Regions from separate parts of the Homo sapiens genome. Here regions 2 and 3 are each linked to region 1. Evidence: chromatin contacts called from ENCODE Hi-C or POLR2A ChIA-PET data. All regions are on one chromosome and are shown on one strand. The core of a region is the stretch at or near the end of the contact, and the rest is flanking DNA. Distances in the headings are between cores, read along the strand shown. Region 1 has its middle 120 kb from the start of HLX-AS1. Region 2 has its middle 82 kb from the start of HLX-AS1. Region 3 has its middle 160 kb from the start of HLX-AS1.

Region 1 (4,292 bases), core at 1,008-3,507:
ATTGAATGAGTGAATAAATAATAAATGAATGTGTGAAGTCATCTATGGTCAGTAACCAGGGAGGAAATAGTTTCCGGATTGTAAACAGAACCACTGGAAGGGCCCCAGTGGTGGGAAGGGAACCATTATCACCTTGGTTCTAGCTGAGAAGGATGTTCCTGATGGGAGAATGGAGACTACATGGGCTTAACACAGGGATCTGGTGTAGGAGCCATGGCAGAGGGCCATGGGTGCCAGGCTAAGCAGTGTGGGCTCTATCCCGAAGGCAAGGAGAGAAGACAGTAAACATTTTTTTTTTCGTTTTGTTTTGAGATGGAGTCTAGCTCTGTCACCAGGCTGGAGTGCAGTGGTGCAATCTCGGCTCACTGCAACCTCTGCCTCCAGGGTTCAAGCGATTCTCCTGCCTCAGCCTCCCGAGTAGCTGGGACTACAGGCACGCGCCACCACACCCAGCTAATTTTTGTATTTTTAGTAGAGACGGGGTTTTACCATATTGGCCAGGATGGTCTCGATCTCTTGACTTTGTGATTTGCCTGCCTTGGCCTCCCAAAGTGCTGGGATTACAGGCATGAGCCACCATGCCCAGCCGACAGTAAACATTTTTAAGCCTAAATGTGATATGAATGCAGATCTCTCATCTATCTATCTATCTATCTATCTATCTATCTATCTATCTATCTATCTATCTATCTATTATCGATCTATCTATATATATAGTCTTTCTATGGACTGAAGTGTGTCCTCAAAAATTAATATATTGAAATTCTAACCCTGCAAAGTGACTGCATTTGGAGGTAGGGCTTATGGGAGAGAAATAAGATTAAATGAGGTCATAAAGGTAGAGTCCTAATCAGGTAGGATTGGAGTCCTGATCAGATAGATCTGCCATACAACAAGAGGAAGAGAGAGGGAGAGAGCTCTCTCTTTCTTGGAATGCACACACTGAGGTAAGGCCATGGGAGGACATGGTGAGAAGGCAGCTGCAGTGCCCTCATCAGATGCCAACCCTGCTGGTATCTTGATCTTAGACAGCTTGTAGAACTGTGAGAAGTAAATTTCTGTTTTTTAAGAGACCCAGCCTATGGCCTTTTGTTATGGTAGCCCAAGTTGACTAAGATACAGAAACAAAATGAGACTAGCCAATTCTCCAGGCCCAATCAGGATCTGGCAAGGATGGTCACCTGAAATTGTGCAGGGAAATTTAACAAGGGTTGGGGGCCGTGGATTATCTCTCAGAGATGAGGCAGAGAGAGACCACCTCCCCAGAGAAAGTACAGATGGCATCAGGTTTGAAGCCTTGGCCTCAACATGCTCCTGAGGCTCACTAAATCCTTAAGAGGATGCATAAAGAAGAGACTCACATTGTGGGTTGACATTTGCAGGTTGATCCCAGGATTGAGACTCTCCAGATTTGAGTGCCAAGTCCCAGATCAGCACAGGCATGGCTGCAGCCCCAAGTGTGATGAGCAGAGGTGTGGTCAGCCAGCATGGGGCCTGGTACAGAGGCTGGGCGGGGACTCACCCTGTGTAGGGAAGCCCAATATACAGAGGCCAAGAACTTGTATTTTCTTTGTATCCTGTCAGCAACCTGTGCAGTAGCAAATACCTAAGAGGTTTACAAGCTATGTAGGAAATATTTGGCAAGAACAGTGATCTGTTGTGACATGGCTTATGCATGTGTAAATTTTTTCCTAATCACGATGTAATCTGATTTTGTGGCTATGTAGCCAGTCAGGGATTAGAAAGGTAGGATTTAAGTGTTACCAGACAGCTCATGAAATAATTGGTTAAGTAGTCTTCAATTAAGTGTAAGTGTAGACTGTTAAAAGCACAATAAATCTCTTATAGGTGTTGGAAGTACACCCCAACCCTGCCCCATCTGTCCTCATTCAAAGCCCCTTCCTCCCTCTTCCTTCCCCTGTCCCGAAGAATGACATAATTTCCTCACTGGTTGTCAGTCCTACATGATCCTTATGTGACTGGGCAAATAAACAGCATCTGCCTCATCATAATGGCTAATAATACCAGGTCCCTTCCAGGAAAGTTTCAAAATAAGAGAACTAGATGAGAAAAGCAATTGCCACATATTTATGGCCTTGAATGTGCTTGTCACCGTGCCATGTCCTCTTACGCATTTCCCCTTTTCTCCCAATCATCATTGTGTTTTTACTCCATTTATTGAGAGAGTCATTTTGAGGAACAAATGGTTTCGTTAAGACACAGGCAGACCTGGCCTGATTAACTCTAGCAGGATAGGTCTGACCAGAAGAGGCCAGGGCATGAACCAATCTTTGCCCGCTGGACTGGGAGGGAGATGATTTGAGGAAATTAAATCCAATAGGTAGATTTAAGGTGGTAAACTGGCAGGTACCAGGCATAGGAAGAGCCAACAGAAGGTGACAAAGAGTCTAGCCAGGCCAGTGGGGCAAGGCTATGGGGATTAACAGACAGGGATCACAATAATAACCAGCATTTATTGAGGCCCCCACTATGTGCTGGGCACTGTTAGATGGTTTCTTTGCAGTATCTGTGACTCTGACATAAAACTGATGCTCTAGCAAATTTAACACCCTTTAATGCTCATATCAATCATTCAAAGTAAAGATTATTATTAATGTGATTGTACAGAATGGAACAAAGCATTGAGAGGTTAAGTCCCAGACCACACGGCTACTAAGTGGTAAGGCTGTAAGTGAAGTCCAGAGTTGACTCCAAAGGCCGTGATCTTCCTCACCACAGGCACACACAGGCACACACATGCACACACAGACACACACATGCACACACAGACACACACATACACACACATGCACACACATACACACACATACACATACACAAATATACACATTATGCCTGGATAGACTGCGGCCGGAGAGAAGTTCACTCATCCAAGTAGCAGCCCAGCTTCCCTGACTCTGTCACTTCACCTCTGGAGGCCTGGAGGGTGATGGTTAGGCTTTGGGACTATTGCAAGCTCAGGCCACTCCTTAGTGATGTGGAGCAGGAAAGATCTGGTTCTCCAAATATCTTTTACACAAAAGCTGAGGAATAAATTGTGGGCCAAGAAAGGAGGAGAGGACTGTGTGGGGCTCAGAAATATGAAGATAATAATTTAGGGGAACAGAGGAGAAAGGAAGTAAATAAGGAAAAGAGAAGGGGAGTGGGTCAGGGCAACAGGGCCACAAAACTAATGAACAGAAGGAAGGAGTCTTGGAAGTTATGGAGACAATGGGCTAATTAAGTCAGCCTGCAACTTGGTCACAGGTGGGACCAACAGCTTCTTGGACTTATGCACAATCAGAAGGCCCTAGGGTCATGTGAGTTTTGGGTATGTATGTATGTATGTATGTATCTATCTATCTATCTATCTATATCTATCTGCCTATCTACCTATTATCTATCTACCTACCTACCTATCCATTTATCTATCTATCCATCCATTTATATCTATCTATCTGCCTACCTATACATTTATCTATCCATCCACTTATCTTCTATCTATCTATCTATCTATCTACCTATCTAGCCATCTACCTATCTATTATCTATCTACCTACCTACCTATCCATTTATCTATCCATCCATTTATATCTATCTATCTATCTATCTATCTATCTATCTATCTATCTGCCTACCTATACATTTATCTATCCATCCATTTATCTTCTATCTATCTATCTATCTATCTATCTATCTATCTATCTATCTATGTATCTGCCTACCTATACATTTATCTATCCATCCACTTATCTTCTATCTATCTACCTACCTATCTACCCATCTACCTATCTATTATCTACCTACCTACCTACCATTTATTTATCTATCCATCCATTTATATCTATCTATCTATCTACCTACCTATACATTTATCTATCCATCCATTTATTATCTATCTATCTATCTATCTATCTATCTATCTATCTATCTATCTATCTTCATCATCATCATCATCATCTCTATGAACTGAAATGTGTCCACCTAAAATTGATAGGTGAAAACCTTAACCCTCAATGTATTATCAGTGTTTGGAGATAAGACTTTTAGGAGAACATTAAGATTAAAGGAAGTCACTCATGTTCTGAATGTGTTATAAATTCAATTTTCCTGTCTGAAAGGTATGCAGTGGTGTAGGCGGTATGTGTTTAACCAAAAGAAGAAACTGAATTTTCCACTATTAATGGGAAGTACATAATAGTTTCTATTTGTGTGTTCATTACCTATGTGGTGTTTCAAATTAGTATTCCTGTTGTAAAAAGCTACCACTCTCTTAGGCTTCATCTTGCTTG
Region 2 (4,292 bases), core at 553-3,052, 39 kb before region 1:
TGAGGAGCAGAGCCAGCCAGATGATCATATGATGAGAGACAAGACTGAGCACAGGTGTCAGACTGATCGCCCCTCACTAAGTAACAAAGCCACCAAGCTCCAGAGCTAAAGAACATCTGACAATCCTGTCTGTCCGGAGAGTCCCTTGCATAAGACAGACTTTCCAGTTTACTTTTGGTAAGACCAGGTTCCTCAGTTCCAGTGGGATTTCTCCCTCCTCTTATTACTAGCTCTATAATACCCAACCTCTGCCCCATTTTTTAAGGTAGGGAAGCCATTAAATGATTCAGATGTCAAATTGCTACTGAGCAGGAATGTCTGCCTTTCTGCACCTTGGCAGAGCTGAGCATGTAGTATATTCCAGTAAGGGGTGGTTGATTAATTGATTGAGTTTAACAAGATATCAGAGTCTTGATTCTTCTTCCTGTGTCTCCCATGGAAAATGTAACCTAGACCTGGGCATATAATAGGTGCAGCACATGTACAGAATGCTTGTCGCCTAAAGGACTGGCTCTGATTATCCACTTTCATTTCTTAGCACATGCTACTCTAGATTGGTTGAAGGAATATAGGAAATTCAATGAGCTCTTCTGGTCCCAATTTATGTCTTTAAAATAATATTGATAACACCAAGGCCTTGTCAACCTTGACAGGTGAGATTAGAATCAAGCTTTTAAAGGCTCCCCTCTCCCCTGCAAGTAGGGTCAGTTTAGCAGTAAAAAAGAAGTTTCATGTTATTTTACTAATTTGAGCCTCATAGGAACCCTGAAAAATACTCTTTGTAATTATTCTCATTTTTGAGATGAGGAAACTGAGGCTCAGAAAAATTAAGGAATGTGGTCAAAGTATCAAGCACACACACACACACACACACACACACACACACACACACACACACATATACACACAGAGTAAATAAATGGCAAAGGTGAGATTTGGAATCTAATCTTAATACCAGAGCTACTCTTTTAGGTTTCTGGAAAACTGAAAAGTCAGAAAGAGCAAAAATGTGGTTCTCCTCAGAGGGAAGGAAAGATAAATTTGAGGCTTCCATTCTTCTGTGGATTGAATGCCTCCTGGGCTGAGGAGATAGCAGTAGAATAGTTTGGTACCCCATTGTGGCAATAGTCTGAATTGACGTTCACAAATTACTTGAAGGCCAGATACTGGACTTCATCATAAAATGCAAAGCATTATAACTTGAGCCTCTTTACTTCTCAGCACATCAATTAAGGGTAAGAAATAGGGTAAGTCAGCACCCTATTAGAAACTTCTCAGAAGTTCCAATAAATAGCAAATGAAAAAACCAACCAACCATCCAAATTACTCCCCAAATTGTCCAACTAGAATTGAAGTTCTAAAAGAGTTCTAGGGGCATCACTTTCTTGGAACATTACAGGTTTTCCAGCATTGCAAGGTAATTCAAAGTAGATCATAGAGGAAAATTAACAAGACCCATTTCAATTTTAGAGAGACCAGACCATGAGGCAGGAAAGTATTAGCATCAGGGGCCCTTGAAACCAGGTTCTTTGTTGAAGGGGTTGGGGGGAAGGTCACCAAAACATGGCTGCACTTTTCTCCACCTTGACTATGTTACTAGGGGAGCTAGAAAATAATGAGATGGCTTGGGAATATCCAAAGAACGGTAGCAGAACTTGTGGGTTCTAGAAGTGAATGGGCCTGTCTGCCTGAGGTTTGCTTGGCTCTTGCTGTAGCTGCAGCAGCAGCTCATTCACCGGAACAGAAGGTTGCTGACTGTTTCTCCTTTTGTCCAGAATTGGGTGAACTTTGACTCAATCAACAGTGGTTGGCAAGTATGAGCAATGCTTTCATGAAGATGTCTGACTTAACTAAAATTAGTGCAATGTAATCATGACTTCATGTTGCCCAATATAATCTGTCTTGTGAAGAGAGGGGGTGATGTTTTTCAAATAGTTTTTAGCAGCATCATCAAAAAGAACTTGTAATCATCTCTCAATCATCCCTCCTGAGAGAGAACAGCAGAGTCTGGATGACACACAAGCCCCAAATCCCTTACATTTGTTTTTGATTAATGTTTGCATTTCATTGGAATGCAGGTGTTCCTAATGTTCTGGGAATTCAGATCATTTCAAACTCAACTGGAGTTTGAAGGCACAAACAAGACTGGAATCATCTCTAGTGGCCAGGGAAGGTTGAATAGTTCCCTCCAGAGTGAGTGGGTGTGGAATCCTTCCCAGCTGTTCTGACTGAGGCAAAGACAGCACATTACCTGACATGGCCATATGAAGCACCACCCATACACAGAATGGTTTGCACCTCTTCTTTTGAAAAGAATGGCTAAATGTCTGCTTTAATGACCCTGTACCAGACTATAGGGAGACTAAAGCATAAAGATGTGGCGAATTTTTTTATGGTAATGTCGAGGAAGCCTAACAAATTTTTAGTTAGATAACTTTGGTTTTGAATGACATCTCAGACACTTCTTAGCTACGTAATCTCGGAGAGATTTTGGAAGGTCTTTGAGTCAGTTTCCACATGCGTAAAAAATGTATAATGGTGCTTCCTTTGGTTATTATGCACAATAAAGGAGATATTGTAGTAGGTACTCTATATGTGGTTATCATGCTATTACTAAGAAGTGCTTGAACCTGGCTTACTTTATTTTGTTAATAGGAAGTTGGAACTAAGATAGGATATAAACTAGCCTATGAATATTTGAGCACAAACGTGAAAACTTACATCATTATCCTGGAGAAACAGATTATCCTCTACTAAGGAGGTCTAGAAAAAACAGTATACAACTCTTAACGTTTGAGTTAAGCTGACATTCATATCTGAAATTGTCATCCACCAAAGTGCAAAGCAGCAAGTGGGAGCTGAAAATATTTTACTCAATTATATGTTTTAACGTATTCTTTGAAGGGGTAATGGAGGATGGTGGACCCACATGTAGTGAGCAATCATTCTTAAGGTACAGTGTATTCAGTGGATGAGTCCCTTTGGATAGGAAGTTCAGTTGATAAGCTCCGTTGGTCCTTGATAGTCCTCAGCTTTTAAGTCTAATGAGTCTCTACATAACCAAGTGGATGTATCATATTTTTCTATCACCTGGTAGTCATTTGGTGAAGACTTTGGAGGGATGTAAATAGAACAGCTTGATCTTGGAAACCCAGGAAGAGCCCAGCATCCTGGGGATTTGTCCCAGCATGCTTCATGGGAGATATTACACATGAAGCCCAAACCACCTTCCATCACAGGCTAAAATAGAGATCTGCTTAGTTTTATGTCTGAGACCTAGATTCAATGTTATAGTCCATCTATGTGGTCCACCTTCTCCCTGCCAAAAGGGTAGTTTTTGCCTCTTTGTATGCTCTGGTGTCTTTCCAATCAAATCAGCAGTCTTATTATTCATACTCTACTTCCTTCCATTTCTTTCTCATTGCACTTCCAGGACCAGGAGACAAGCATAGAGATAGATATTGGAGACAAAGATATAAATGTCCTTGTTTTTGTCCTCAAGGAGTTCTTGGTCCTGAGTAGGGTCAGCATGTGCTAATAGTGTGAAAAATAAAACTACAGATATCTGGACATGATACAGAGACAGGAGCACACAGAAAGGGTGTTAATTTCTGATAAGCCAAGGTCAAGAATAATGGAAATGAGCAAAGCCTTTAGAGCAGAAGGAGCACCTGAATTGAATTTATTCATTCAATATTCAACAGATGTTTACTGAGCAGTTATTATATATCAGGTCTGTTCTAGGTACTAGGGATACAGCAGTGAATAAACAAATAACACATAGGTAAAGATTTAGTATGCTATATGGTATTAAGGACAATGGAGAAAAATAAAGGATAAAAGAGAGGTAGAAAGTCCAGCAGTGGGATAAATGAAATATTAGAGGATGAATATTGATCTTTATTGTTAGTCCACTCAGGCTGCTACAACACAGTACTGGACATTTATTTCTTACAATCCTGGAGGCTGGAAAGTTTAAGATCAAGATGCCAGCTGATTTGGTTCTTGGTGAGAGCTCTCCTCTTGGCTTGCAGACTGCTGCATTTTTCGAGTGCTCTGAGAGAGAGAGAGAGAGAGAGAGAAAGAGAGAGAGAGAGAAATAGAGTGAGATAGGGCACGAGAGAGCTCCCTGGTTTTTCTTTTTATAAGGGCACTAATTCCATTATGAAGGCCCCACCCTTATAACCTTATCTAAAGCTAATTACCTCCCAAAGACCCCATCTGTTAATACCATAAAATTCTGAGTTAGGACTTCAACATAGGAATTTTGGAGTGGGGACACAACTCAGTTC
Region 3 (4,292 bases), core at 1,130-3,629, 35 kb after region 1:
TCTAAGCAACTACTTGGGAAGGGTGGCTATAGTCCATGCCAATATATCCAGCTCATGAGTGTTTATTAAACACCCACAAGTTTGATCAAAGAATACTTAGTGTTAGATGTATCTTAATGTTCTCACTACTCTCATACCTTGTTAACCAAGAGGGAAAGATGATAGACCAATTTCAAACCTAGCAGAAATGTGAACAGATAAATATAGTAAATCCTCAATTTACAAATGAGCTTTGTTCCAAATTGTTTGTAACTGGTTCATCTGGAACTGTCCTTGCATTTTCCCATAGAGACAAAATTATAAATGGTAGTTAGGTTTCCTAGCCAGCCCAGAGAATATACTTAAGCCCTATGCAGCTGAACACTAGCATTAGAGAACTTGATCGCCAAGTTTCTGTGGAAATATGCATTTATTTATTTACTCAAATATGACTTGAGTGTTCACCTGATTGGAATACAGAGACACCCTTAGCCTCTGATGATGGGGCATCATGGTCTAATCAGGCAGTGATTGCCCATTCCTTAGTGTCTGGGTGGAAGATAACATAGTGTGTTACTTGGATACATAGGACAGTAAGCTGGAGGTGGAGGGGGTCAGGCAGGACTCTCAGAGGATGCCTGAGATGATTTTGTTTTGCTGGGAGAGAAGGATGGAATCAAGAATGGAAGTTGCTTTGGGTATGGGGAGGGGCAGGAGCATGAAAGCTTAAAATAGCTTAGCCCATTAAGGGCAAGTGGGGAGGTTGATTATCAGATAAGTGAGGGCTAGACTAATATGGATTGCCACATATGGGTTTGTATGTTCCATTTGAAGATGGGATTTCAAGTAGAAGACTGATACGATCATATTTACACTTCAAAACTTCATTTGGTCTCTGTATTAATACTGGATAGAAGAAGCCACCAGCACTGGATAAAAGAAAGCCTCAGAGCCTGCTGGAATTATCTGAGGGAAAATTGATGAGGCACTAGGGCAGGGTAGATGGGGAAGGAGAAGAAGAGATGGTTTACTGGTAGTAGGGTGTTCAATTTGACAGCACCTGAAACAGACTGGATTTTGGTGAAGGAGAACACTGGATGAATAGAAATAGCAATGCTGTACACACATGCACACACGAGGAAATGATGGGAGACAGATTTGGGAGGAGGAGGAGCTCAGTTACAGATGTGTATTTGGGTCATGACTCCACTCAGAGGGTTGGGGATGAGAGCTGGCACTCAGGAGCATCTAGAAAGGAGATCCAGAAGGTGAAAAGAAAGACAATTAGAGTGAATAAGGAGAGTCTAGAGGGGCAGCCAGGGATGCTGGACCATAGCCAGAAGACAGCAGTAGTACCCAGAAGTCAAGATGGTAAGAAATTTCAGAGAAGACAAGAGAGTGGATGGTGCAGAGACCAAGACTGAGAAATTAACATTGGAGTTAGCAGTTGGAAAGACACTGGTGTCCCAGATTCCAGTTTGGTGGAGAGGTGCTGCAGCCCTGAGGGGAGGTGAGCTTGAAGATGGTATATGGTGTGTGTGTGCATGTGTGTGTGTGTGCATGTGTGTGTGTGCGTGTGTGTGTGTGTGCATGTGTGTGAGAGCACTATTCCAGTGGAGGAGAAACCCAGTGGATGTGTCCTTGTGGTGATTAGCTGTGGAAGATGGGCAGGGCTACAGACACAAGTTATCAATAAGCTGCTAAACAACTTATCAGTCATGGTGTTACTATTACCAAAAGGACCACATTTTAACAAATTTTAAATGTGCTTCATCTCTTATCACCTTCCCACCATGTCCCTCCGCATTAGAATGCTGTCTCCACCCTTCAAAAGACCCTCTACCTTGTGCTCTTTCACTCCTCCATGCCCTGCACACGTGGTTTCATCTGTCATGAATGTCCTATGCCTCTATGCCTAGCTAGCTGTCTTTCTAAACCACCCAGCCCAAAGGCTGCCTCCTCAGGAAAGCCTCTGGTAATGCCCATGACAAAGTAGTTTCTCCTGTCTCTACTCCCTCAGTGCTCTGCTCACACTTTTGGTAAATAATAGAATGCAGCTTAAAATTACATCTCTCTCCCTTTCTGGATGGTGAATTTCAAAAACATGTTGATTCAGCTGTTCTGCGTGCCTAGTCCAGTGCTCAGCCCATGATGAGAGCTCAGGGTTTGTTTAGTGACAAGCCTTTGGCAAACTCAAAAGTTAGTTGTAAAAACTATTGGTCAGGAATGATGGACCCAAGCCTAACTGACCTGAAGCTATTGTGAAAATGGTAAAAACCAAATCCTCAGCTTTTTGGGCAGGTATATTAAGGGAGGGTGCCAAAATGCTGTCAAAGCTTTTATGTTAAGAAGTTGCATAGGTTCCTAGAGCTATGTCTTCAGTGACACTGGGCAGCCAGGATGACTCATGACCCTCGATTTAAGCATCTGGAAGAGTCAGTTTTATTTTCGGAGAAACTCTGTGTCACCTTTAGTAAAAAAAGAAAGGTACACGAGGCCTTGGCAAGAAGATCTATTTCATAAATCTGTAAAATAAATGAAGCTCTTTGGGGACATTAACTCTTCTATAACCTCTCTCGATGAGTTTGGAAAGTATTTATTATGAGATGGAGCCAATTTCAAAGTGAAGCTGAGAGAATTTTCTTTCCTGAGCTCCTCCTGGAACAGTTACGTTTAGTGATGCTAATCTATGATGATGACTCAGTGACAGGAAGTGACATTGGTCATGCGTTGGCCCCAAACAGTACTTGAGGGGAGGGAGGAGGCCAGAGGACTAAAATCCTGTGTGGTTTTCCCAGTGTTTTTACCTACATGATTGTCATCTTTCCTTTTGAATCTGTCCAGAAATTGTCAGTGAAATGAAAGATCAGTGTTACATATCATTTGGGTTTTTGGCACCAGGGATGTTTGCTTTATTTTGGGTTATATTAAATACAATTAAAATGCACTAATGGTATTATAAAAGTTTTGATTTTAAACAGTGAACTAGGAAATCATTGCAAAAAAGAGTATTACGCATGACATTAGAATATGGGGCTCCAGTTTCAGATTTTTTACTTATATCTGTATGACTTTCAGTGAGTGCATTTAACTTCTTCAAGTCTTATGACCTTACTAATGAAATATGGTAGTAACACCACATCTCAGCAGCATTCATGGAGTGCTTACTATGTGCTTGGCACTGCTTTACACGGGTTAGTTTTCCTCAATCCCTTTGATGTAGGTGTGATTGTTATCCATTGTACAGATGAGGAAATTTAAGTTTGCGGAGTACGTATACCATACTGGGATTCAAATCCAAGACTTTGTGATTCTATTACCAAGTTCCCAACTGCTCTTTTATTTTTATTTTAAAAAAACTTTTATTTTAGGTTTAGGGGTACATGTGCAGGTTTATTATATAGGTAAACTTGTGTCATGGGGGTTTGATATACAGATTATTTCATCACCCAAGTGCTAAGCCTACTACCCATTAGTTACCTTTTCCTGCTCCTCTCCCTCCCCGTACCCTCCACCCTCTGGTAGGCCTCAGTGTCTGTTGTTCCCTTCTTTGTGTCCATGTGTTCTTATCATTTAGCTCCCACTTATAAGTAAGGATATGTGGTATTTGATTTTCTGTTCCTGCAGTAGTATGACAAGGATAATGGTCTCTAGCTCTATCATTCCTGCAAAGAACATGATCTCCTTTTTTATAACTGCATAGTATTCCATGGTGTATATGTACCACATTTTTTTATCCAGTCTTCCATTGATGGACATTTAGGTTGATTCCACGTCTTTGCTATTGTGATAATGATGCAATGAATATACACATGCATATGTCTTTATGATAGACCAATTTATATCCTTTCGGTAAATACCCAGTAATGGGATATTGGGTTGAACATTATTTCTGTTGTTAGGTCTTTAAGGAATTGCCACACTGTCTTCAGCAATGGCTGAATTAATTTAGACTCCCACCAACAGTGTGTAAGCATTTCTTTTTCTCTACAACATCGCCAGCATCTGTTATTTTTTGACTTCTTAATAATAGCCATTCTGACTGATGTGAGATAGTATCTTATTGTGGTTTTGATTTGCATTTCTCTAATGATCAGTGATGTTGAGCTTTTTTTCATATGTTTGTTGGCTGCATGTAGGTCTTCTTTTGAGAATTATCTGTTCATGTCCTTTGCCCACTTTTAATGCGGTTGTTTTATTTTCTTGTAAATTTGTTTAAGTGCCTTATAGATGCTGGATATTAGACCTTTGTCAGATGCATGGCTTGCCAAACTTTTCTCCCATTCTGTCAGCTGTCAGTTTGCTCTTTTAAT

Evidence for each region. A loop is a pair of places that touch in the nucleus more often than their neighbours do. ChIA-PET counts read pairs that join two places held with the same protein, here RNA polymerase II (POLR2A). Pooled maps may share reads with other maps.
Region 2: a loop to region 1 is called in a map of OCI-LY7, with 5 times the contacts of the local background. The contact joins two enhancer-like sites. A Hi-C loop is called at or near these places in 2 of 168 maps with a recorded cell type or tissue (CD14-positive monocyte and OCI-LY7) and 1 of 50 pooled maps. POLR2A ChIA-PET finds 5 or more read pairs at or near these places in 3 of 52 experiments (AG04450, GM12878 and Panc1).
Region 3: a map of CD14-positive monocyte shows a loop between it and region 1 (2.5-fold over the local background). The contact joins two enhancer-like sites. A Hi-C loop is called at or near these places in 5 of 168 maps with a recorded cell type or tissue (CD14-positive monocyte, PC-3, aorta and 2 more) and 5 of 50 pooled maps.

The regions. Positions count from the first base shown.
Region 1 is chr1:220,998,580-221,002,871 of GRCh38, forward strand. No RefSeq gene overlaps it. Among named protein-coding and RNA genes, the nearest start is that of HLX-AS1, 120 kb to the left of the region's middle. Within about 2 kb of position 2,258, at least 3 of the 41 ENCODE cell types and tissues checked have a DNase peak (open chromatin) inside an H3K27ac peak, as active enhancers do.
Region 2 is chr1:220,960,374-220,964,665 of GRCh38, forward strand. No RefSeq gene overlaps it. Among named protein-coding and RNA genes, the nearest start is that of HLX-AS1, 82 kb to the left of the region's middle. Within about 2 kb of position 1,803, at least 2 of the 41 ENCODE cell types and tissues checked have a DNase peak (open chromatin) inside an H3K27ac peak, as active enhancers do.
Region 3 is chr1:221,033,377-221,037,668 of GRCh38, forward strand. No RefSeq gene overlaps it. Among named protein-coding and RNA genes, the nearest start is that of HLX-AS1, 160 kb to the left of the region's middle. Within about 2 kb of position 2,380, at least 5 of the 41 ENCODE cell types and tissues checked have a DNase peak (open chromatin) inside an H3K27ac peak, as active enhancers do.